3 separate regions of the Mus musculus genome follow, and all the other regions are linked to region 3. A link is a loop called in an ENCODE intact Hi-C map of the cell type or tissue named here. Cell type or tissue: heart. All regions are shown on one strand. Region 1 holds the start of Gm32803 (a long non-coding RNA gene). Region 2 overlaps Cd2 (CD2 antigen). Region 3 has its middle 22 kb from the start of Ptgfrn.

Region 1 (8,000 bases), 160 kb after region 3:
ACATCCCTTTCTGAGAAACAGCATGCAGCTGTCTCTGCTGCTAAGTTCTAGTCACTGGCCACCTGGCTGCCAGCCCTGGGGAGAGAAAGCACACACCAGCCTCTGCTTTGGGCCAGTCTTGCCCCCTCTTCCTCTCACTCTCCTGTAATCCCCATGCTCTCAGGAGCCTTGCTCTCCTCCCCTGATTTGCAAGGCTAACACTGCCCTTTCTGCATCCACTTCAGTTCTGAAGGAGGAGTCAGCTTCAAAGGGGGACCATGGAGGAGGAGGGCGGACAGGTCTGACTCTGTAGGACGTAAAACTTTCCTAGGTAATATATATATATACATACACACACACACACACACACACACACACACACACATATTAAAAAATTGAAAAGCTAGGTAATAAAAAAGGCAAATTACCGACAACATCCATGACAAAAGTTAATACCCTTAAAATTAATTTTTTATAAAAATTAGGAAAAAGGGACAGCTATAAAATGGGTCAAGGTTCTTAAAAGAATGACTCACAAAGGGAGAGATCCAGTTAAATGGCAAATCTGTGAATGGGTAGTTAATAGTAAAGGTGAAGTGGATGGTGAAAGGTAGTCACCAATAAGGAGACACTGTCTTGACAGAGAGACAGTATTCATTTAGAAAGTGAGAGTGGAGCTACGGTTACAGTTCAGAGGAGAGAGCGATGGCCCGGTGACTTGGAGGAATGGCTCGACAGTTAAGAGCTCTGGCTGCTCTCCCAGAGGTCCTGGGTTCGATTCCCAGCATCTACGTGACAACACAATTCAGCACTTGAACAGGTACTGCACACGGTCACAGACATGCAGGTAAAACACTCAGACACATAAAATGAAAGAACAAGATTGAAAGAGGGTCAGCCTGTGCAAGGAAGAATTCAGTTACAAGCCGTTGGCATGTTTGATTTATTATTTTATCAGTTTGTTTTTTATTATTTTACCAGGATCTTATAGTTCTACCTCCCTTCCAACACTTGTTCCACACTGGTCTCCAACTAATCCAACCCCACCCCCCCAACACTAGGCAAGAGAGAAAGGATGGAGGATGAAGGGGGCATAGACCTCTGTAGACTAATTCCTGTTGATTCGGGGCACTGAGCTTCTTGGGGTTAGTCCACTCTTCATTGTAGTAAGGACATCTCCAACTTCTTGTCTCTTCTGTGTGGGGAGCGGGTGTGGCGGCAGTCCCAAAGGCGCCAGGGACTGCAGCTAAGTCATATGATCCTGTAGCAGCGTCGTTCTTCCTGGCCAGTTGAGCGCGCGCAACACTTCTGCTCACAGCCACGTGACAAACCTCAAAAACAACACCAGGAGCAGCCTCCTCCTCCTCCTCTTCCTCCTCCTCCTCCTCCTCTTCCTCCTCCTCCTCCTCCTCCAGGGTCCCTCTTATGCCTCTCGTCATGGCTCTAGCATTTATTCCCTCTCCGGAGTCCCCAGAATTAAACTCTCTGCAGCTGGCAGAAATCACACTCCTCCTAGAGCCCAAGACAATCATAGTTGATGGCTGTGGACACACTGAAGCAGCCTCATACCCCACACCTGGGAATAAATCAAAAACATATTCACAGAACATAACTGGGGTTTAAAAGAAACCAAAATTCTCACTACAGTAAGCCACTCGGTGGGTGGGGTAGACCTTGGCTTCATCTGCCTTAGTGTCAGCAAAGGGGAGGGAGGTTAAAGCTCTCAGATGCGGACAGCTGGTCCCAAGGTGACCAAGGCAGGTACTGTCCTTGAGTGGCGGAGCGGGAGCAGAGTTTGCACACTAAGGTCGGTCTGCAGGAGTTCAGCGCTCTGGGACCTCCTCTTCCGGCCTTCCTCCTAGAGGAAAAGGAAACACCTTTTACAAATAGATACTTCCTCTATACATGCTAATATCCCTTTCAAAGGAAACCTTGCATCCTATTTGTGGTTCTTTCTTTGTCTCTGAGAGTTCTCAACAGCATTTGGCATAAAATAATCTGCGTTCCAAAGAGGCACAATTTGGGATGCATATTTTGATACCCTTTATGACAAAAAACAAAACAAAACAAAACACATAAGCTCATCTTATTTCATAAAAAGACATGGGGTGCCCTAGAGAAGAGTCTCTGTTAGGGGACAGTGGCTGCTATTCTGCTTGTAGCTGCTATTTAATACTCTTACCTTGGACACGCATTGCTTTTGATCGATCGAGTCTTCATCCTAAGGGTGGCCCGTCCCTTCTTACAGCTCCAAGGTTGCAGCCTCCACCTTGGCTGTGTGGGTTTCCAGGACACAGCTGGTGGGTTCTCCCTCCGGCTTCTCCATGTGCAACATGCCCTACAGTCCAATGCTGATCTCCTGAGCTCTCTCCACTCCTTTTTCTTGCTCAAACTAAGGCTCCTGGGAGGTAAATTAACAGGACGAGAAGATGAAACGGAGGAGGAGAGAGAACACGTTCCCGGGGATGGGGGTGGGGGGGCTCGGCTGAGTTCCCTGTAGTTGGGGGACTAAGGCCCCCAACTCTGCTTCCTTCACTGTGAGACAAGGAAGAGCCAGACAAGGCTCAGGTTGAGCTGACCTTTGTGACAGAGACAATGTTTCACAACTCATATCCTACCGGATTGTTTGATCTGTGGGATTTTAGAGGAACTCAAGAGAGAATCTGGGGCTGGTGAGATGGCTCAGTGGGTAAGAGCACCCGACTGCTCTTCCAAAGGTCCAGAGTTCAAATCCCAGCAACCACATGGTGGCTCACAACCATCTCTAATGAGATCTGACTCCCTCTTCTGGAGTGTCTGAAGACAGCTACAGTGTACTTAAATATAATGAATAAATAAATCTTTAAAAAAAGAGAGAGAGAGAGAATCTGGTCTTCGCTTGGCTACTCAGTTGAGGGTTCTAAATCCAGGGAGTTTCTGGATTCTATCTGCCTTGTTGGGTGACGCCATTATCTGGTTTTCAGTTCCCGGAAGCTGGGCTCTAAACTCTGGGAGCTTCCTGCTTCCTCCTGTCCTAAGGCTATCACTGGGTGCTGTTTCCCAAGCTTCCTAAGGGAGGCTCGGGTCCCTCCCACCAGCCAAGCCCTGGTCACACTTTCTCACTCAGGCAAAAAACCCAAACCAGGAGCCAAGCGCCCAAACATTGTTTACTGAAAACTTACAATCACCATGGCTTCTGCAATGATCAGCCCAAGAAGCCACACCGCCTGGCTGCTTGTGGCCAGGTTTTGGATGATGTTTAGCTAGGTCACATCTGGCTGGCCCCATCTGTCAGTAGCCACAGCTGCATCCCATTCACAGGGACTGTTGTCGCCAGGCAATGTGTTTGGGTGTGCTTGGCCAGCAACATACATCCTGTGACAGGTGAGGCGTTCATTCTCTGTGGACCACCTCCTGCCTGCAGATGTGCCCTCCACCTAGCCTGCTTCCCTGAGTAAAAACAATGGCGCTTCTTCTTCCTCCTGCAGTTGCCACCTGTAGGTCACTTCACGTACCAAGGCCAGATTCACCAAACCTGGAAGCCCCTTCAGGGTAAATGACTCTGCAAGAAGGACAAATTTGTCCATCTTCAGCTGAATAGGCAGTCATGCGTGGTGGAGAACACACCCTCCCCTCCACATCATACACTAGATGTGTGACTCCAGACACGGGGTGGGGGTGTCCTTGAGCCTTAGTTCCTCCAGCTCATTGTGAAGGTCAGATGAGGTGACATGTCCCACATCGTCTAGACCCTAAGACAGCTTTGATGTCTGTCAACTTTGCTTTCCCCTTGCCTCTGTGTTCCTGGTGGAGAGGCCTCCCATAGTCCCCTTATATAAGTGATACCTCCCCCAGACCCCCACTGGGTCTGGGAACTGCTGACCCTTCACATACCATGATTAATTTTTGGTAATTGAGTTTTGTTTACAAAATTAGGTACCATAGGAGATTAATAAGGACTAATGACAAAATTGAACAACAGTGGCAATAAGGCATGAGAACAGTTATGGGCAGTGTATAAATTCATTACTTCTGGAAGTTTCCATGTTAGGTTTTTGAACTGTGTAACTGAAACTGTGAAGAGGGAAACCCCAGAGAAGCAGGGGCTGGGAGGTGCTGTTTAAGAGTGTGGTAATGGGGGACACTGAGCTCTTTATCCTGAGGGTAGGCGGGGAAGCACCTATGGCTCAGCTGTGGAGCCTCAGCCTGGCCGTTGGGAACCCTGGGATCCAGCCTAGCTCCTTAAGTAAACCAAGAAGCTTTAAAGACTACTTGGGTACGTGTAACTTTTCCTTGCTTCTTGTTTCCTCCTGGTGATATCTCAGAATTGCTCAACGTAAAACCAGCAGAGCCTGTGAGTTTGTGAGCTGAAAGCCCAAGACATACATGACACAGAGACACAGGGTGTTTCGCAACAGCTAACTTGGAAGCAGCTCACGGAGTGGGTGCTACTGCTGTGTGGGTAGAGGGAAGTAGGCTGAGGCTTCTGACAGAAGGGAAAGGGATGCTGGCACCGGCTAGCCAAGGTGACCACAGTGACCAGAATGCTGGAAGTCCATGCAGACCTTCAGTGAACAGCAGGAGCCACTGCTGAACAGAACGGCTCCAAGTTAGAAGCCGCAGGCTCCGTGGATGGGATTCACATTTCCTGCCTGCTGTCTCTCTGATCATGGAAGCAGTCTCTCTGTGCCTCTGTTTCCTCATGATTAAAGCGCTGAGGTGATCAAAAGAGGAAACAATTCTACCTGCTCAATTTGTCTCTGAAGTTTATGGTAATGGCTAGGTGAGGTCGCTACGGCCTGAGATGCACACGCATGACCCAGCACCCAAAGAGTTGAGTCGCACGCTACACAGAGAGACCCTGTCTCAAAGGCAAACATCGGAAGGCTGCATGCTTGTATGGGATTCTCAAAGAACGAATAAAAGTATTAAATTAAAAATGAAACAAAACAATTTTAAAAAATAGCAGTAACAACAACAAATCACCAGAAATTGTCAAACAATATGGCGAGGTTAAGGGCAAGAATGAAAAGGATGCTTCACCCAGAGGCTGGCCTGATGCATGACCTAACCACAGTATGGCCCGCTGTCCACTGCATGGCATGCCTGATGCAGGATAGCCTGATGTAAGTAGCCTGCCCAGCCATAGTGAAGTCTGGACCAGTGCTGCACTGAGGGCCATGTCTGGGTCTATGGCCATGCCGCAGCAGGGATCGGTGTTGATGTTGGTGGTTGGTGGCTCATATTATCACAAAAGGCCTTGTGGACATCCATGGTCTAGGTTCCTGCTTGAGCCGGTGTTAATGTCTAAGGGCTATGCAGAGCTGGTAGACCCTGTGCCTTGCCTGGGCAGCACAATAGAACTGTCCCTGGTGTGTGTGTGTGTGTGTGTGTGTGTGTGTGTGTGTGTGTGTGTGTTTGTGTGTGTGTGTTCCCTGAGGCTCACCCCCACCCCCAGCCATGAGCAATGGAGAGCTGACCCCACCCCTCACCAGCCTTGACTTTGCATGAGCTAGCCTGGTCAGGGCAGTGCTGGAGAGGTGGCAGGCTCACCAGTCCCAGACTTTGAGTTGCACTCAGGACTTTGAGTTGGTCTACCCCCAAAATCTACCTCATCTACGAACTGCTGAAGCGTGAGAAAGGGCAGGTCCTGCAGATCCAAAGCTGCAGGAACCCCATGACACAGGGCAACAACAGGATATCCAAGAGGAGTCCTGGTGAGGATCCAGTAGTGATAGCAGAAGCCAAAGGCCTGAAGCAGACCAATGACTCACACAGTGAACATTTGCAAGTGAAGCAGACGCACTGTGACGCACTACAGCTTCCACAACCAGATGCGGTTTTTTTTTTTTTTTTGGTTTGGTTGGATTTTGTTGTTGTATTTTATTTTTATTTTGGAGAGAGGTTGCAAGGGTGGAGACAGGTTGATGAGTGGGACTGAGGTCCGTGATGTGACATTCACAAAGAATCAATAAAGTAAAAAAAAAAAAAAAAAATAGGAGAGAAACTCGCTGAAGAGGGAAGCGTCTAGGTTTGGCTTGGCTCAGAAGAGGCCTGATTCCCCGGCAGGAGAGAAGGCAGAGCTGAGCGCAAATCTCCAGCAACCACATTCCTTCTAGCTCGCTCCAGCGGCTTTCAGGACCGCTTTGTTGCAAAAGACCTTCAGGCTAAGCCCCTGTCTCCTGCTGCCACCCTCTGGCAACAACCTGAATTGCACCCTTGCTAATTTCCTTGCCCGGAGTTAAAACACTCAAACTTGTATTTGAATTGCGGTTTTTCAGTCTACTTTCCTCTCCCTTTAAAAAGCATGTTTTTGCTGGTTATGGTGGCACATGCACAATCCCGGCACTTTCCAGCTGAAACAAGAGGATTAATAATGTGAAGATATATCCTGGGCTACACAGCAAGACAAGACCCTGCCATTAAAATATATATATATATATCTGACCACTGGCAAAATATCATCACCCTTGTAATAGGGAAAAGGAAACAGGAAGAACAGGAGTTCGAGCCCAGCATTGGCTAAACAGTTTTGCAGATAAAGAAGACACTCAGCTTGGAAACGCTGAGTGCATTGTGCAGAGATATAGCCAGGAGGCCTGTCCTGGCTCTACTTTCTGTTTCTGTGGTCTATGTTCTCTCCAGTCTCAGGGGTGTATGCATTCATCCTACCGCTCTTAGAACTAGTTCTCAAAATCAACAGAATCCAACCACCTGATATGTCCCCCAACCCCTGCACCCCATTCCTCAAACTCCCCATACCCACCTGTACCTACAGCAGCCAGCTATAAGCCAGGAGTAGCAGAGACACCAAGGCACACATCCTTCTGCTTTCCAGACTGAGGAAAGAGGTGAGGCAGGCACCCGGGGACCTGGGGACCTGGGGAGTGTGATCAGTGGACCTAGACATAAAATACTGAAGCTAAGAGTGCTGCGCCTGAGCCAGCTCCAGCATCCTAGGCAAAGGAGCCCTGTCGAAGAGAGGGAGGGACACACGCTCCCATCAACGGAGGAAAGAGGCAGGCAAGCCGCAGAGGGAGGCTGAAGGTCCAGGAAGTCGTGTGCTCCTTTCTAAAGGCACTGAGAAGCCTTCATTGTTTACATCTTTCACGGGGCATTTGGCAAGCGGTTTTTTAGAGCTAAGCACACGATCGTGTTGTAAGATAACAGATATTGTGATGTGGTTTTCTTTTCTTTTTGCAGTGAATATTTACTGACCACCTAGTACTCTGGTGCCTGACTCTTTTAGACCCCTGGGAAGTAGCCCTACCAATACTTGAATTCACGTTCTAGTGGGGGCTTATAATAAGCAACATGAATTAACACCATATTTAGTGACAGGCCTTCAGGAGAATAGTAAGTAAGGCAGGAGGTCGTGTTGGGTGTATCTTCAAACCAAAGGAGACTCCATCATTGCTGAGAAGTGCAGACAGAGTAGAAGGAGGGGTCAGAAAGCAACTGAGGGACAGGCAGGTGGAAGAGGAGGGCTCCCAAGAGGCCTTGTTCATGACAGGGGCAACTCAGAGGGTGTTACTATGAAGTCCGGTTCTTTCTATAGGGTTTAACATTGAAAAGAAAACTGGGCTCATGGTCTAACCCTGGAAACCTAGTAGTTTCAGGAAGTACAGGGGTCAGGGACTTGGAAACGTGGCTTTCAGAAGACACACTGGTCACACTTTGTGTTCGGGCTACCTATCCTATGGGGCAAGTCACCACACAGCCACCTGACACAGCTGCACCGGATACTTCTGGAGTCCTGGCTTCTCACTGTCCTGCTAGGGGAGGCACTAGGTGCCTGGGCTGCTACAGATGGCGGGATGTTGAGCATGGAGGATGGTGGCTTCACTGATGTGCCTAATGCCTGCACCTGGAAGCTTGATTGGCACATCCCACAAGGCCTCTGTCTGGTTTGTGGCTCCCCAGGGTGGGGCATTCCCCTCAGAAGAAGTGTCTAGAACACAGGCAGCCAGACAGATGAGCCACCTAAGAGAAGCAGCTGAGCTGTCTGGCACTTTGTGACTTAGCCTCTGGAGGCCACAGCA
Region 2 (8,000 bases), 150 kb after region 3:
TCTCTCTGTCTCTGTTTGCCCTGCAACTTATCAAGAAGCCCAGCTAGGCCCAGGGAATTCACCTGCCACTGCTCTGGGGTTGCAAGTACCACCTTGCCCGTCTTATGTGGGTTCTGAGGAGTCTACTTCAGTCCTCATGCTTGAAAAATAAGCACTTTAGAAATGGAGCTGCCTCCCCAGCCCCACGATGCGGCCACTGAACACGCTTCATGTGATAGGCATCAAACCAGCGGCTTCAGGAGATGTGAAGAGGAAAGGGAAGTTACTCCCACCCTCTTCAAGTTCTGGGTGTGTCAGGGGAGAGAGAAACGTTGGCCATAGATACCCTGAGACCTAGGCCTCTTTAGAACTCAAAAATATGAGGGAAGAAGACACCTGGGTGGAGAGCTTTGTACTTAAGGCTCTAGAGTGTTGGAGTGAGTATTGCATCTGGGAGTTGTAGCTGGATGCTGCCTAGAGATAATCAGCAAGGTTGCTAAGCAACAACCCTCAGGGCCCGAGCCCACTGAACCCAGGTCTGAGTGGTCGTGAAGGGCATCAGAGACTATACATCTTCTGTGAAGTCTCTACAGTAGGTCTGCCTTTTGCTCAATTTGATTGTCACACAAGCCACATTCTGAAAGGAAACTGGAGTGCCCTCTAAGGGACAATCTAGCCCTGAGAAATGGGCTAGCTCTTCCAAAATTCGTAAGCAAGACCCGGCTCTTGGGCTTCAGTGGGAAAGATGGTTCCTTTCCCCACGCTTGGGGATTTTCTTCTTTGTGTGGCTTCTGTCCAGGAAGACAAGCCTGAGACTGTGTCGATCTTCTTACACTGTTTTTAAGCCACACAGAAAATCTGTGGGAACAGGCAGCTGGCAGAAGCCTGGAGCCACTGCTGGGCTCCTTCAGGGCACATTCTTGGTATTCCACTCCCTGTGCCTTAGCCTTCCTCAAGGAGCCAGGGGGAGCTTCTCTGCGGGGTAAATGAATGGTTGCCTGTACCCTTTTAGAACATTTGTCTTGAAAAGCATGTCTCCACATCACCAGGGGGCTGACATATGGACCCCAGGTAATACACTGGCTACTGTAACTACTGTAAATGCACTACGAACACAAAGCCTCAAAGGCAAACAAGGTGGCTTTGACACCTGAGGGACCTGCGTGCTCTAAGCACATACATAAAAAGACACCCAAAAGACAGAACATGTCCTTTATGCCATGTTCGGTGCCCCAGAAGTGCCTGAGGTGTTTGGAGGGGTATAGGTGAGACTTTGACCCTAATCCAGGGTCCTAGACACAGACCAGCAGGTGGTCCTTCTTGCACAGTGGCACGCTCCCATGACTCTCTGCTGGCTCTTCTGTTTGTGGCATTTTTTTCCCCTCCTGTGCTTTCTCTCGTGTTCTATGTGTTAGGCCCATTGCTACACCTCAGTAATGACTCAGGCAGCAACACTGTCCTCCGTGAGTGACAAGAGCCAAACAGCACATCACGGTGTCAGCCTCCACCAAGGTGGGGGACCACCAGAAGGTGCAAAGAACCATGTGAGAAGTGAGAGGGTAAGAGGTGTGACCAGATGCTGAGCCCTTACACTGAGTTGGGCAGCAATCTTGCTCTGGGGAAGCCATATACTTGCTATGACCTATGCCACCCACCTCTTACGAGCAGAACCATAGGGTCCCAGTACAACCTCTCCAGCAAGGTCTACCACTGCCTAAACATCATTCCAGGAGCCTTTCAGTTCTTTTCCTTTCTTATAAGACCATCTCTTGATGGCTCAGTTTGGGCTATAGATGCAGGTGAGGAAATCCAGGCCCATAGATGTCCAATTTAAAGAAGAGTTATATAAGAACAAGATAAAACTGCCTAGAAATTCAAGAGCTAGGGGTCTTGCCTCAGCCTAGTCATGCTTTGGCCTATGTGCTGTATGATCTGGGGTGGTAGCTAGCGTCTTTATCTGTGCAAATGTCTACCTTACATCGAAAAAACTAAACTTTGTCCCTGGAACAGGCCACTTTATTCACGTGAGTTACTGTCATTTTCCTCTTCCCAGTCTGGTGGTGGCAGAGGTTGCCATGTGTTGGGTGACACCTGAGGTTCACTTTGGAGGAATGTGTCTGACCCCTGGGCAGTGATCATGAGCCTTATAAGGAGGGATGGAGACAGTATGAGCAGAGCACAGAGATAAGGGAGCCAGTGTCAAGGGCTCTGCAAGCCACTAAGCTGTACCGGATGGAGACCTGGGAATGATGTTTCCCAGACATGAAAGGTGCAGAGAGAATGATGTTCCCGGCCCCAGGTGGGGGAAGTGGTACGTAAGATGACAGATGAGGATGCTGGCCTGAAGGAGGATGGGGGCAACACTGAGAAATGAGTTGTGAAGAAGGAAGCCAAACCTACTGGGCTCTGGGTCAGGGGCCAGCATTGTGGGGTATGGGCAGACCCTGCCTATGGGCTGTGCTGGAAGTCAGTATTTGAACATCACTGGGGTTACTCTAGGTGGAGACCTGCAGGGATGGGACCCAGCCCTATGTGAGTCTGAGATTTCTCAAGACCCCAGGGACATGCCCACCCACTAGCATGTAACCAACTAAAGACTGCCCTTACCCCAGCATCCGTAGTTACACACCTGAACATAGTCTCTAACATATTGTCCCTTGAGTGGTCAGCTCCCTGCTTAGGACCACCATAACTAATTTCTGCTTTGTAGGCTGCAGGACAAGTCTGCATCAAGGTAGCCGTACTCCCAGCCTGAACACCTCACTTCCTAAACATCTAACCGGGAAACAAAGGGCCACCAATCACCCTCATTTGGGCTTTATTTTCTTGCAGCTCTGGGAGTCAAATTCACAGCCTTACACACACTGAGCACTCTGCACTGATCCACTCCCAGTGCCTCCTGGCTGGAGATAGTTTTATCCATATTCCTAAGAGTTTGGCCCTGAACGCACCTTTGAGGCATCCAAGGCCAAGACATTTGTACACAGACATGGGATTTGGGTGGAATCTCTCTCTCCTTATGAAAGTTTGTGGACGATTCAGGGATCTCCACACTAGCCTTTCACCAAAGCAGCCTCACGTGGTGGATTCTGGGAAGGTATACAACCTGGCTGCCGCTTCTCAAGGGTCCTTTGATGTTACCCCGGAGAACTGTCCCTCAGAAATCAATCTGAGTACATAACAGAGCCACCCAGAAGCTCTGGTTCCAACCCTGCCCATCCCTTTCTTCGCAGACTCAAGGAGGGACGGTCCCGTGGGGATTTCACTGCAGCCTACAGCGATAAAGGAGTGGGTGTGCTTACCTTTTCTCCTCCTGTTCCGTTTTCTCCTCTTGCAGATACAGAAAATAAAAAGCGCCACCAAGAGCACCAAGAGGAGTCCTCCTGCACCGACCCCCACTGTGACATAGAAGGACAGACCTTTCTCTGCAAGAAGAAAATATGGCTAAGGGAAAGGTCTTGGGCAGAGTGGTCCCTTCATTTCTATGGCCCAGGCCCCAGCCTCCTACATCAAACAAATGAAAGAGTTCCACAGGATTTTCTGCCTCCTTGAGGCTGAGCTTCTGGGGCCTGGAGTGCTACTTAAATCTGCAAGGGCTGAGGAGCAGTGCCTGCCCATCTCACCCCATCCCCCACTGAGGAAAAGAGCATCCAAGTTCTAGAGAGGGAGGATGAGTTGCCTGAGGTCTCATGGGACCTTTCCCCCAAGTGAAGCATCCCCCAACCTCGGTGTTCAGCTCTTCTTCCTCCCAAACTCCTCCTGGGTTCAGGAAAGCCGCCTAGACACTCAACAGTTATCAGTGGCATAAGAGTTCTGATCCCTTCTTCCACCAGAATAGGGAAGAGTAACAGGAAAACAGTGCCGTGGTTGCTCAGGGCAACAGGCTTAGTTTAGCTCTTCCAGGTAAGAGCTGTGTGACCTTTGGTAAGACGCCCCACCTCTCTGAGTCTGTTTCCTTCTTTGTAAAATGGAAACAATGCACCTTACATCACAGGGTAGCTGTCGGAAGTCAGATCAGATAATGGATGGAAAAGTGCTTTTGTAAACTGTAAAACAACACCTAGAGGTGAGGTCTTGCTCTTGCTATACTCTCTACCCTGGGGGTTTTCTGGTAGCTGTTTCCCAGGAGGGGGGGGCTAAACCATCTGTTCTTTGTGAATCAATAGCAGTTAGAGAGAGCAGCTGGAGCAGGGGCTCAAAGGACGGTGGCGAGAAGAAACGGGAGCTGAGCCCAGCTTCACAGAGGCCAAAGACTGTTAACACTCGTGACTAGGGATGGGCCCCAGGCAAGCTGGAGGTCCACCAAGCAGGGCAGAGGGTCAAAGCAAGCTGTTGATGTTGGTTGTTACTTCTGTCCCTCTAGTCTTCCCCTCAGACAGTCCTTGCCTGTGAGCTGAGAACCTCTCTGGGCACTGTCTGCGTAGGGGCATCCCTCAGTAACCCCTGAAGCTGCTTCAAGGATGAATTCAGGGACCTTCAGACCCTGTTGACTTGCCAAGGGCCTGGAATGTCAGAGTCGGCTCCCAAGTGTGAGCAGGGTGGACAGACAAGGCTTCCTGTCCAAGCTGACTCCAACAGATCCTCCCTACCGGTCCTCGGGCAGACCTCCAGCCCTTCCCCAGACACTGTTGGAAAGCAGGCACGCCTTCCACAGTATGGTCTGAGGTTAACCCATGACAGCACTCTGGGTGCCTGGTGGTGTTCCTGGTGGGGACGTCAGTAGCTGTAGCTCTGTCATTGGTCCTTGCAGCGTCTCATTCCAACTATTCTTCCCATCACTCCTCTTGGAGACACTGTGCCTATGTTTATGTGAGCGAGCACTACTCCAGGGCCAGCTGCTTCCTCCTCGTGGGACTTCAGCTCACACTTACTTTATCCCTGCCTGACTTGGCCTTAGAATGGGAGGAGTTTTCAACCCCCCCTTTTCTCCTTCATGGCCATTCCCTGGTCTAGTTTCAGCTTCTGCTCTGAACTACAGGTTAAGGAAGCTGCACGGTCCCCTGCTCCCAAACCTAGCATTCTTGCCTTCCAAGGCCTCACCCTCCTTGATAAATACTTACTTTTATTCTGGAGGGATCTAGTTACACTAAACATGAAGCATGAGGTTGCCAGATAAAATACGAGACAGCCAGTTAAATTTGAATTTCAAATAAACAATGAATAATTTCTAGGATCAATAGATGGGACCGCTCTTTGTTGGTTCACTGACTAAGTCTGGTGTCTCTTAACTCAGGGCCTTCAGAAAGAGGAAAACGTTTTTGTTTTTTTTTTTTTTTTTTTTGGAGTCTTGGAGAGGCAGCTTTGCCCTGCCCCTCGTGCCTTTGTGATTGGGGAATAGAGGGTGGGGACAGGAAGGCAGAAGAGGGAGACCATCCATGAACCTGGGGGGGGGGGGGTGTGTTAATAAAATCCTTCTGCATCTGTGCCTTCAGCCACACACACACACACACACACACACACACACACACATTTCACTGCTGTCTGATCCCTCCAAGCACATGTGAGCTTCACTCTTATCTTTAAGTGATGCACAGAAGTAACGGAAATTAAGTTCTAATTAAGGGCTGTCACTTCACTCTGGAACACTGACTCTTGCTTTCAGGTTGCTTTGAGAACCTAGCTGCCATGTTGTAAGGCAGCTCAAAGGCCCACTCGAGTGAGGCAGACTGAGTCCCAGGGCTTCCTTCCCAACCGATACTCTCCCATGTCAGGACTGCTTTTCTCTGTAGAGCATATGGAGCCCACGGAGGGGAGGGAGCTCTGTTAGGGTCAGACCAGCTCAAGCCGGATTGACTGAAACATTCCAGGCTGGAACTTGGGCACTATGATAGCCTTCTCCTCAAATACAGCTGTTGGGTGCTGGGCACAGGGATGTACATCTGTAATCCCAGCAAGAGACTAAGGCAGGAGCATGGCTGCAAGTTGGGAGCCAGCCTAGGCTAGCTACTTAGCAAGACTCTCCCCAAAAAGCAAAGCAAACTGGAGCAAAACAAAGCCAAATTATCTCTGGGAGCTCCAGGCTCTGGAGATCAATCAGGCCTTGGGTGTTGCGGGTTGCCTGGAGCCGTTGCAGTGCAGAACTGGTCTCCGGTTGGTGGCAGGAACGGTGTGCCTCTCTGTTCTCCAGCTCAGCTCTCCCCTGCCCTGCCTCCCAGGCATTCTGAAACCTTGCTCCATATCAGATGCCCAAAGGGAACCTTTAAAGAGACGTCAGAATCCAGACCACCAGCTAGCAGAGGGACCTTGGGCTAGTCAGAGTCCCTCCTGCAAAAAGCCTTCTGCAACCCTGCAATCCTTTCTTCTGGAAGAGGCTCCTAGCCTGCCTGAAGTGGTCACATCTGAGAGTGGACTGCCAAAATGGGTAGCCAGGAGCCTGCCTCCCCAAAAGGTTCCAGGAAGAAATAATTGTCTTTTCATTTCTGATCCTTTGCCAGACTGGCCTCCCAGCTCAGGTTCTGTAGCGCTGTAGGCTGGTAAGCTACCCCTGTGCATGTGGGCCACCCTGCGCCCCCACCCCACCCCCGCCCTGCTTCACTCCACCTTACCTGGACAGTTAACAACTTCCATCTTAGACTCCTTGCTGACCGGGTTTATCGCCTCACACTTGAATGGTGCGTTCAGGTTGGTCCACTGGTAACTCATGTTCTTCTGGGGGAGACTATTGAGTAGTGTTTCCCCTTGATACAGCTTCAGTTCAAAATCTGTCCCTTGCAAGACCGCACAGGTCAGGGTTGTGTTGGGGCATTCCCAGTGGATCATGGGCTTTGAGACCCTCTCTAAAAGAAAGATCTGATTTCTGTTAGGCACATTTTTGGATACTGTTTTCTTTTTAAGACCAGATCTCACTCTGTAGACCTATTGGCTTAGAAGTCATCTTCCTTCTGCCTCTACCTCCTGAGAGCCGGGATTATGGAACCATGGTCCCATGTACAATGGCCGGGCTTTTGTTTGTTTCTTTAATCTTAATAAATATGCCTAATAAAATTGAATTGGTTTGGGACCAGGGAAGTTCAAAAGTCCTAGTCTTGCTTTTATTTTGGTTTTTCTTTTATAAAGATTTATTTATTTTATGTGAGTGCTCTATCTGCACGTACACCTGCATGCCAGAAGAGGGCATCAGATCACGTTTTTAGCCGGTTGTGAACCACCATATGGTTGCTGGGGACTGAAGTCAGGACCTCTGAAAGAGCAGCCAGCGCTCTTAACCATGGAGCCATTTCTCCAGCCCTGGCTTGGTTTGTTTTTGTTTTTGTTTTGAGACAATGTTTCAACATAGCTCAGGCTGGTCTCAAACTCAGTAGTTGAGGATGGCCTTTGGAATTCTGATCCTCCCCCACTCCACCTCCAGGGGCTAGGACACAGGTATGTGCCAGCATGCCAGGTTTCATGTGGTGCTATGGATCAAACCCAGGTTTTCCTGCATAGTAGGCAAGCATCCTACCAACTACGACACATTATATTGAAGTTCTTTTGATAACTGTATTGAATTGACAGAGTATCTTGAACAGAACCATTTCTGGTAAATAGACACAGGATATGAGTAAAATAGGCATGGTGACGTGTGTTTATACAGCATCTCTGCCCTCCTGCGTTTTCACGTGGGGGTTGGGGGCGGGGGGGAGCCAGAAAGGACGCTGCCCTTCCTAGCCCCAAGGTTCTGAGTTAATTTCTGGCCTTGAAGGACTCCAACTTTAAGAAATGAGAAAATGGCTCCCTACCTGTCTCAAACCAGACAACCTGTGACCAAGCCCTGGACAAGTCACCAGTCTCAGACTCTCACTGCAAACTCCACACCCCTCCTGCTTAACAGCCCAGGGGGAAATATCGCCACCCTTGGCGTTAGTGAGATTAGACCTAGTGCCCAGCTCCCCATACTCCACCTGAAGACCTGAATTCGTCACGCAGGGCAACAGTGAATTTTTCCTATTTCCCTTCTCTCTAGCTTTCAGACCACAGTGTCTTCCCCATAGGCCTCCCGAGTCTAATTCCATTTCCGCCCAACCTACAAGCATGCAGAAATG
Region 3 (8,000 bases):
TTATTAAGAGGTGTGGTCTTGTTGGGATAGGTGTGGTCTTGTTGGAGAAAGTGCATCAATGGAGATGGGCTTTGAGGTTTCAGATTGTCAAGCCAGGCCAAGTGTCATTCTCTCTTCCTGCTGTCTGCTGATCCAGATGTAGAACTCTCAACTCCTTCTCCAGCATGATGTCTGTCTGCATGCCACCATGATTTCCACCATGATGATAATGGACTAAACCTCTGAACCACGAGCCAGCTCCAATGAAATGTTTTCCTTTATATAAGAGTTGCTGTGGTTTTGGCATCGGCTCCCAGCAACAAAACCCTGACTAAGACAGACATCAACCATACACTGAGCTCACTGACTCAGGAGCCAACCCACCATGGAAAATCATGGCTGTGTAAGAAAAAAAAAAATTTTTTTAAGTTTTCAGTCAATTGAACTGGGTTTTATTTGCAATCAAACATGCTCCACTTAGTATCAATGAGTGTATTAACACAGTAGCAACAGTTGTACTCAATAACTGTTAGCATGTAATTCTGAATGTTATCACAGAACAGGACATAGATAATATATGAGTGCCTCAGACCTTCCCTTACCCAGTGCACAGCAAGCCTGGTGCATAGGCAGCCGTCTTAACCCCAGCGTGCAGAGGTCTGATTCAAGGCACATTTTCAAGCTTACAGCGATTAATCCGAGGCACAGTCAGGCTCCCGCCACAGATGGGCTGTAACTCTTACTGACTCTCAGAACCATAGTTCTTTTCACATCAAAGAAAACTTGATCAAGAAAAAGCAACATTACAAATGAGTGCTCTCCCACTCATAACTCTATGAAGTTATCACAGCTACATAGAGAAAGGTCTAGCCTGGGCCACCCCTCCTAACTGAACCCTGCCTGCCCATTTTCGATGCTAACTGCTCTGCACAAGCCCTGAAAGACACTAGCAAGGAGGTGCTAGGAAGAGCCTTGGTCCCTAAATCTTTTCTGGTCTCTGCTCGGAATGCCGCCAAAGTCACAGTTTTAAGACTTTGAGAGATGTGTGAAAAATGGACTATGTTATAGCAGTGTACAAACACTATAATTCTTCTTGCAAGGGCTCAGCCACTCAGTGCAAGTGAGGGTTCTGAGAGCTGCTATCAGCAGAGAGGGCGAGAGGGAGAAAACCTCCCTGGAGGTGACTTACCCAGCACAGAGGCAGACGGTTGTCTTTTTCAAACCCACAGTTTATCGTTCACACATTAGGGAAAGAGAAAAGATGCACAGCAAATGAATCTAACAACCTTACAATCCAGCTCTAAGTGACGCTGCCACTGATATCCAGAGACAGAGTTCACTCGGGAACGGGGCGGAGGTGGCACAAGGGGTCTCAAGTCCAGTTGCCCAGTGCCACATCCACAGCCAGTGATGGGAAGGACGGTGAATGGGTGTTGCCTCTGCAGCACATGTTGCTTGCAAAGACTCAGTTGTACTCAGCCAGGCCAACCACAGTGCTGAAGCCAGAGCCAAGCCAGAGGCAGGAGATCCTGGAAGGGTCCCCTCCTGCTATGGTAAGTGGCTCCTGTGTGCTGAGGAATGTTGGAAACCAGTGTGGTGAAAGGCCTGGGGCCTGGGTTTTAGGGCCAGGCAGAGACTTATCTCATCTTTGCAGATGTTTTTGGTCCCTGCTTCTGATTGGCAAAGGCTTTGCTGGAAACAGCTACTGCTCACTTCTGCAGTCAGCCTGTTCAAATGTCAGGAGTGCCTCCATTTTTGTTTTCCTTATGTTCTTTCCTAAGCATTCACTCAAAAAACCCAGGACCAGACAAAGATAGGGTTCTGCTGAGACAGTGGGGAATGGTTGGCACTGAGATGCTGGAAATCTTCACTATGATCTCTCTCTCTCTCTCTCTCTCTCTCTCTCTCTCTCTCTCTCTCTCTGTGTGTGTGTGTGTGTGTGTGTGTGTGTGTGTGTGAGAGGTTGACATTAGGCCTTTCCTCTATTGCTCTTTACCATATTAAAAAGTTTTAAATTACATTTATTTAATGTGTGTGGATGCATGCACACCATGGTAGAGCCCAGAGGTCAGCTTGTGGGAGCTGGTTTGCTCCTTTCAACATGAGGGATCCAGGGATGGAAGTCAAGGTCACCTGGTTTGGCCAGCACACTTCAGGGATCTGCCTGTCTCTACCCGCACAGGGCTAGGGTTACAGAACTCTCAGCTTAGCCAACTTTTTCCAGTTGGTGTCAGGGGTCTGAACTCAGATCCTCCTGGTTTTGAGTCAGGTACTCTGAGTCTCCTCCCTAAGCCCTCGTGGCTTTCGTAGAGATCAGTCTAGGCAGACTGGAGACCAGAGCAGGCCTGAAGCTCCATAGTCACATTTCCTTCCTGCCTGCTGGGATTCCCACAGAAACTGTACAGAAGCAGCGGAGTTACTGGAAACACATCACCAACTAAGGCTCTTACCTTCTACCCTTCAATCCCAGAAAGCCAGAGATAGAGATCATTTAAACAAAACCACCTTCAGACCTAAGGGGAAGACAGGAATACAGCTTGTAGAAGACCTAGCACTGGACAGGTGGACTCAAGTCCATCCTCACCTATGCTGTTTGAGGCAGGGTACATGAAACCTTGTCAAAAATAAAATAAGTAAAAAGAAAGAAAATGAAGGAGAAAGAAAGGAAAAGGAGAAAAAGAAAAGAAAAAAGAAACACACACACACACAAACCTATGGTTGAGAACACAAAATGAAGCAGTTATTTTCTGGGGACAGAAGTTGGTATCCTGGATGCTTTTTTTTTTTTTTTTTAACGTCTGTTATTTCGATAAACAGCTTTTAAAAGAATGACATCCTGTGTATCAAATTCTGAATTTTGTCAGGATATCCCTCAGTCTCCCCCCCCCCCCCCCCATTTGTTCCTGGAATCTCTCTCACTCCCTGCCCTACAGGCTGGTAGCATTTTAAACTTCTCCTGAGAACAAAGATGAGAGCCCTCGCCACATTTTAACGGTCTCCAGCTGTGGATCAGCCCTTCCGGCCAGCAGGAGCCTCAGCCACGCCCTCCCTCCCCGAACTTCTGGGCAGCTGTGTGCCTGGATCTTGGCTGCCGGTTAGTACTACGCCTTGGTCCCTGGAAAATGTTACCGCCCAGTGCGGCCACTTACAGAAACCATCCCGGGAACCTTTGGCACCAAGATCCAGGCTGGCTCTGTTGTCCAGGTGTTCTGTGAGAGAAATGCAACCTGTACTTACCCCGGGGGTGGGGAGCTCTGCACCAGGCTCCTACCCCTACTCCTGGCCGGTAAACCTCGGCGGCTTAAACCCTGTGACCCACAACTTCACCAACCCCCACCCCACCCTCCCCCTCACCAGTGTCTCCTTTGTATCTCCAGGAAAGTGCAACAGAGGGAAGGGACTGTCTGACAAACCAGCACACCTGAAGGGCTCTCCCTGTGCGCCTGCCCGGTAAGGAGAAATTCCCAACTCACAGACTATGCAGACACGGATAGTTTTAAAATTTAAAATTGAGCGTGGGGAATGTTGGCTCACATCTGTCATTCCAGCACTGGAGTGGCTGAGCCAAAAGAATTGTGGGTTCCAGGCCAGTCTGGACTGCACAGTGGGTTCCAGGCCAGTCTGGACTGCACAGTGGGTTCCAGGCCAGTCTGGACTGCACAGTGGGTTCCAGGCCAGTCTGGACTGCACAGTGGGTTCCAGGCCAGTCTGGACTGCACAGTGGGTTCCAGGCCAGCTTGGGCTGCAGAATGAAACCTGGTCTAAAACCCACAAAATTGAGAGACAGGTAGGACAGACCATGCTTATAATCCTCACACTCCAGAGGGAGAGAGAGGAGGGTTACCCTCGGTGGACTATGTATGGAGACCCTGTCTCAAAACATCACCAAACCAAAACTGAAGTAATGAGGAAGTTCCTCAAAACTAGAGTCTAGAACCTCTTCCCAGACTGCAGTGAAACGGTATGAAAGCAGGGACTCAGCATCCCTCACAATAGGTCAAAGGTGCAAGCGACTGAATCATGCCTCAGCCTCAGCGGATGAATGGCAAACAAGCAGTACCACAACGTGCATACAGTGGACTGGAGTACCCAGCCTGAAAGAGAATGGAAAAGTATCTTAAGACAGGGTCTGGTTATATGGGCCTGGCTGACCTGGAACCCACTGTGTAACCCAAGCTGGCTGGTGTCTGACCCACCCAAGTACCGCAGTTACCAGCATGACCTCTGTCATGCCGCTATGGATGGACCTTGAAGACAAGCTAACCAAACAGTGTCAGTGATGAAAGGGCGGGTAGTGTATAATCCGCTTGTCTGATGATTAGAAGAGCCAGATTCATAGAGACACAGTGAAATGCTGATAACCAGGGGCAGGGCAGCAGGGAACAGGATGTTATTGTTTGACGGGAATAATGTCAGTTGGGGACAATGAAAAAAAAAAAAACCCTGGAGACAAATACAATAATGGCTAGATGTACTTACCACCACTGAATTATCCATTTGAAGTGTTTTAGATGGAAAAATCTTGCTGTTTGTTCTACTGCAGAGGAGGACGAAGGGAGAGAAGAAGAAGGAGAAGAAGAAGAAGAAGAAGGAGAAGAAGAAGAAGAAGGAGAAGAAGAAGAAGAAGAAGAAGAAGAAGAAGAAGAAGAAGAAGAAGAAGAAGAAGAAGAAGAAGAAGAAGAAGAAGGAGAAGAAGAAGAAGAAGGGGAGGGAAGGGGGAGGGGAAGAGGAGGAGGAAGAGGAGGAGGAGGAGGAAGGAGGAGGAGGAGGAGAAGAAGAAGAAGAAGAAGGGGAAGAGGAGGAGGAGGAGGAAGAGAAGGAAGAGGAAGAGGAAGAAGAAGAAGAAGAAGAAGAAGAAGAAGAAGAAGAAGAAGAAGAAGAAGAAGAAGAAGAAGAAGAAGAAGAAGAAGAAATAATAATAAGGGAATGTCATAATTGGTTGGTTCATTTTGTCAGCAAGCTCCTGTGGAGACCTAAATGCCAACACTGAACTAGGCAGAGAAGGAAAAGGTAAGCAAAGGGCACTTGTATGTCCTAGGGAGCTTCAATGTCACCAAAGACCCAAATGTAGACCCAAAGTCTTGACCTCTGGAGTGGCAGTTTTGGGACGCAGGAGAACTTTCAAGAGATGGCACTTTATAAGGGGCATATAGGTCAAGCATGCCCTTGAAGGGGGTTGTGGGACTCTGAATCTTCCTCACTGTCAAGTGATTTGTTTTGTTGTTGTTGTTGTTTGGAGGCAGGGTCTTATGTGGCCCAAGCTGTAGTCAAAGATGACTCTGCACTTAGATCTTCCTGCTTCTACCTCCGCAGTGCTGGGTTTATAGGCGTGTACCACCACACTTGGTAATGGAGGAAGGGTTAACTGTGCCCCATGGTTAGAAAGAACCATCTATCACAATGGAAAAGACATGGTGAGGCAGAGGCTCGCTGCTGTATGAACATGAGGCGGCTGGCTCACATCTGGACAGATCCAGATCAAGAAACAGAGACAGGCTCTAAACCGCAAGGCCTGCTACCATCTGCCCATCTGGGCTCCGCATGCCCAAGGCCCCTCACCCTCCCAAAACAGTGCCACCAGCCAGGGAGCAAGAACTTAAACATAAGGCTTTGTGAAGCACATTCCACATTCAAACCACAGCATCTAACTACCGTCATCTTCTTCCTTGTCAAGAGAAGCCAAAAGGACCCAAATGGAAACTGATTTTCAGACCTTTTTCTTTCAATGCTGGGAATCGAACATGCCAACCAGCAGCGTGTACTTGTGCTACCACCACTGAGCTATGTCTCCTGACCCTGTTTTTGTTGTTGTTTGGTTTTTTGTTTTGTTTTGTTTTTTCTCGTGTGACAGAATCTCACTCTGTAACTCAGGCTGGCCTCAAATTCTCAATCTTCATACCTCTGTCTTCTCAGTACTGGGATCACGGGTGTGTATTGTCATGCCTCTCTCTCCCTCTCCCTCTCCCTCCCCCTCCCCCTCTCCATCTCCCCCTCCCTCTTCCTCTCCCTCCCCCCTCTCTCCCCCCTCCCTCCCCCTCCCCCTTCCCCTCCTATACTCAGCCCCTTTCATCTATTTATTGTGTCCCCTATGAACACATTGAGACGGTACCTTATTGTATATTTATCACATCTTATAAATGCTGGCCTCCCTGATTCCTCCTCTCGCTAGTCCTAGCATGGTAGACTCTGCTCCTACTTCTGATGAGTGACAGGCACACACAAAGCTTGGAGACCCCGTGTGTTCACATGGACACTCACTAGCAGTGCAGACTCTCGGTCTCACTCTAGCCCTAGTTCATTGAGTAGCCAACCAATCAGCATCCACACACCAACATGTGAAGGCCTGGATTCGGCTCTTTAGGTGGCTGGTGGGTGTGTGGGTGCCAGTGTTTGCTCTCTCGTGTTTGATAGAATCTGGCCACCCCATGAGGAGGCCTGAAGTAGCACCTTCGAAACATCCTCTGTTCCTTCTTCACTCTGGCTGTCGCCCCGGTTTTCCACCAGAAAGGTGGTTGAGCTGGGCTTATGTAAGTAAAAAATCAGGAAAGCTGACTGGCATAAGGTGAGGATTTCAACCCGCCTGGGTGGGGCCATGGGGCAGTGGCTGCTTCTTTTGATCAGATCTTATTACCATAGCCACATTATCGTGGAAAATCTCTCATGCAGGAGATTCCTGGATTCCAGCTGACATCTTCCTTCTGGAGGAAATTCGGGGGTTCCTGTGATTCTAAACATTAACAAACACCAGCTAAGCCTCTGTCTTAAGTCCTTTTGTCTTTTAATAGCAAGTGATGGGCTGGGTGAGTCTGGGGGCAGAGGCTCTGGGTCACCCCTTGTCCAAGGCTACATCAAACAAACAGGAAAGGTTTTGTTTGTTTGTTTGCTTGTTTTAAAGACAGTCTCACCTATGCAGCCTTGCTTGGCTGGCTAGAACTTGCTATGTAGAATAGGCTAGCCTTGGACTCACAGATATGCACCCACCTCTGCCTCCTGAGTGCTGGGACTCAAGGTGTGTGGCACCATGCCCAGCCTGATCTTATTTATTTATTTATTTGAAATATTTGTTCATCATTTATCTTGTGACTCCAAGAATAAATTGCTTTCCTACTAATAAAACCTCTCTATAGGAGATTTTCCTATTGAATTATTCCCACCGGCCCAAACAGAGTCCGGGTACTGATGACACTCGGCAAGATTCAACCCTCTTTTTAAGTGTTGCTCTCAATGCAGCTTCCATAATTTCCCAAGCAAGACACTTTCACAATGTGACTATAAAAGGGCTCAAATGCACAGAAGAAGACTGGGTTTATCTAGTTCCAGCGAGCGCTGCACCACCACCCTGATTCTGGTTCCTAGTATACCTAGTGTGAGGTACGGCTTCGGTACTGTTCCATCAAGCTGTTTTCACATGCAGTAGCGCAACCTCCACAGAGGTAGAGGAATGTGGCGTAGCGTAGTGTGTTACTTGTCAAGGGTGCTGTGCATTGCTATTCGCACAACCGAGAGGAGACCTGAATCAAGTGGCTGTTGTTTCTGGTTCACACTGGTGTTGTTCTGGTACCCACAGCTTCTTCTTCCAGCTCTGATTGAAATCCAGATGGAGGTGGCCACCAGCAGGCTTTTGACAAGAGGGTGGAGGAAAGATCTGGAAGGAAAGACTGTTGGATGAGTCAGACACACAGGTTTGTGGTACCTCTTATTCTCTAGTAGCATTTCTATGTGCCCTAGAACAGTAGGAAGGGCTTGAAGACACTTCCTGGTACCCTCGCTTCTCCTGTTTCCATGGGAAGCAGCTGACCCAGCGGTGACTTTCCCATCTTCCTGGCTATAGGAATCATCAATGGGTATCAGTGACTGGGGACCAGAGGAAAAATCAGAACAGCATATGTCACATGGCCATTGACGGCTCTGGTTCACACGTATGCATTGGTCTCCCTGGGATCTTAAAAATAAGGAGAGACAGGGCGACTGGAAACCCAACCACAGCACCATTGGGATAATTCGATAGCTCAAATTGAATA

Evidence for each region. A loop is a pair of places that touch in the nucleus more often than their neighbours do. Peaks named below come from ENCODE experiments on the same cell type or tissue, not always from the same donor. Only the 100,000 strongest peaks of a DNase experiment are listed, where the experiment ranks them.
Region 1: a loop joins it to region 3, with 6 times the contacts of the local background. A loop is called at or near these places in 2 of 42 quality-filtered maps.
Region 2: a loop joins it to region 3, with 5 times the contacts of the local background. A loop is called at or near these places in 2 of 42 quality-filtered maps.

The regions. Positions count from the first base shown.
Region 1 is chr3:101,289,561-101,297,560 of GRCm38, forward strand. It overlaps Gm32803 (a long non-coding RNA gene), which reads right to left and starts at 7,048. Exons shown (of 3, transcript XR_375904.2): 1 at 6,725-7,048; 2 at 2,162-2,380; 3 at 1,438-1,837. In heart, a CTCF peak has its summit at 6,162 (motif pointing left); DNase peaks (open chromatin) are centred at 3,231, 4,381, 5,701, 6,101 and 2 weaker places; H3K4me3 peaks cover 322 bases; H3K27ac peaks cover 374 bases; H3K27me3 peaks cover 373 bases.
Region 2 is chr3:101,276,507-101,284,506 of GRCm38, forward strand. It overlaps Cd2 (CD2 antigen), which reads right to left. Exons shown (of 5, transcript NM_013486.2): 3 at 6,525-6,755; 4 at 3,282-3,404. Among named protein-coding and RNA genes, the nearest start is that of Cd2, 7.4 kb to the right of the region's middle. In heart, CTCF peaks have their summits at 4,029 and 7,081 (motif pointing right); DNase peaks (open chromatin) are centred at 4,235 and 4,605; H3K27ac peaks cover 1,227 bases.
Region 3 is chr3:101,127,687-101,135,686 of GRCm38, forward strand. No RefSeq gene overlaps it. Among named protein-coding and RNA genes, the nearest start is that of Ptgfrn, 22 kb to the left of the region's middle. In heart, no CTCF peak of the experiment used is centred here; a DNase peak (open chromatin) is centred at 3,055; H3K4me3 peaks cover 619 bases; H3K27ac peaks cover 1,694 bases.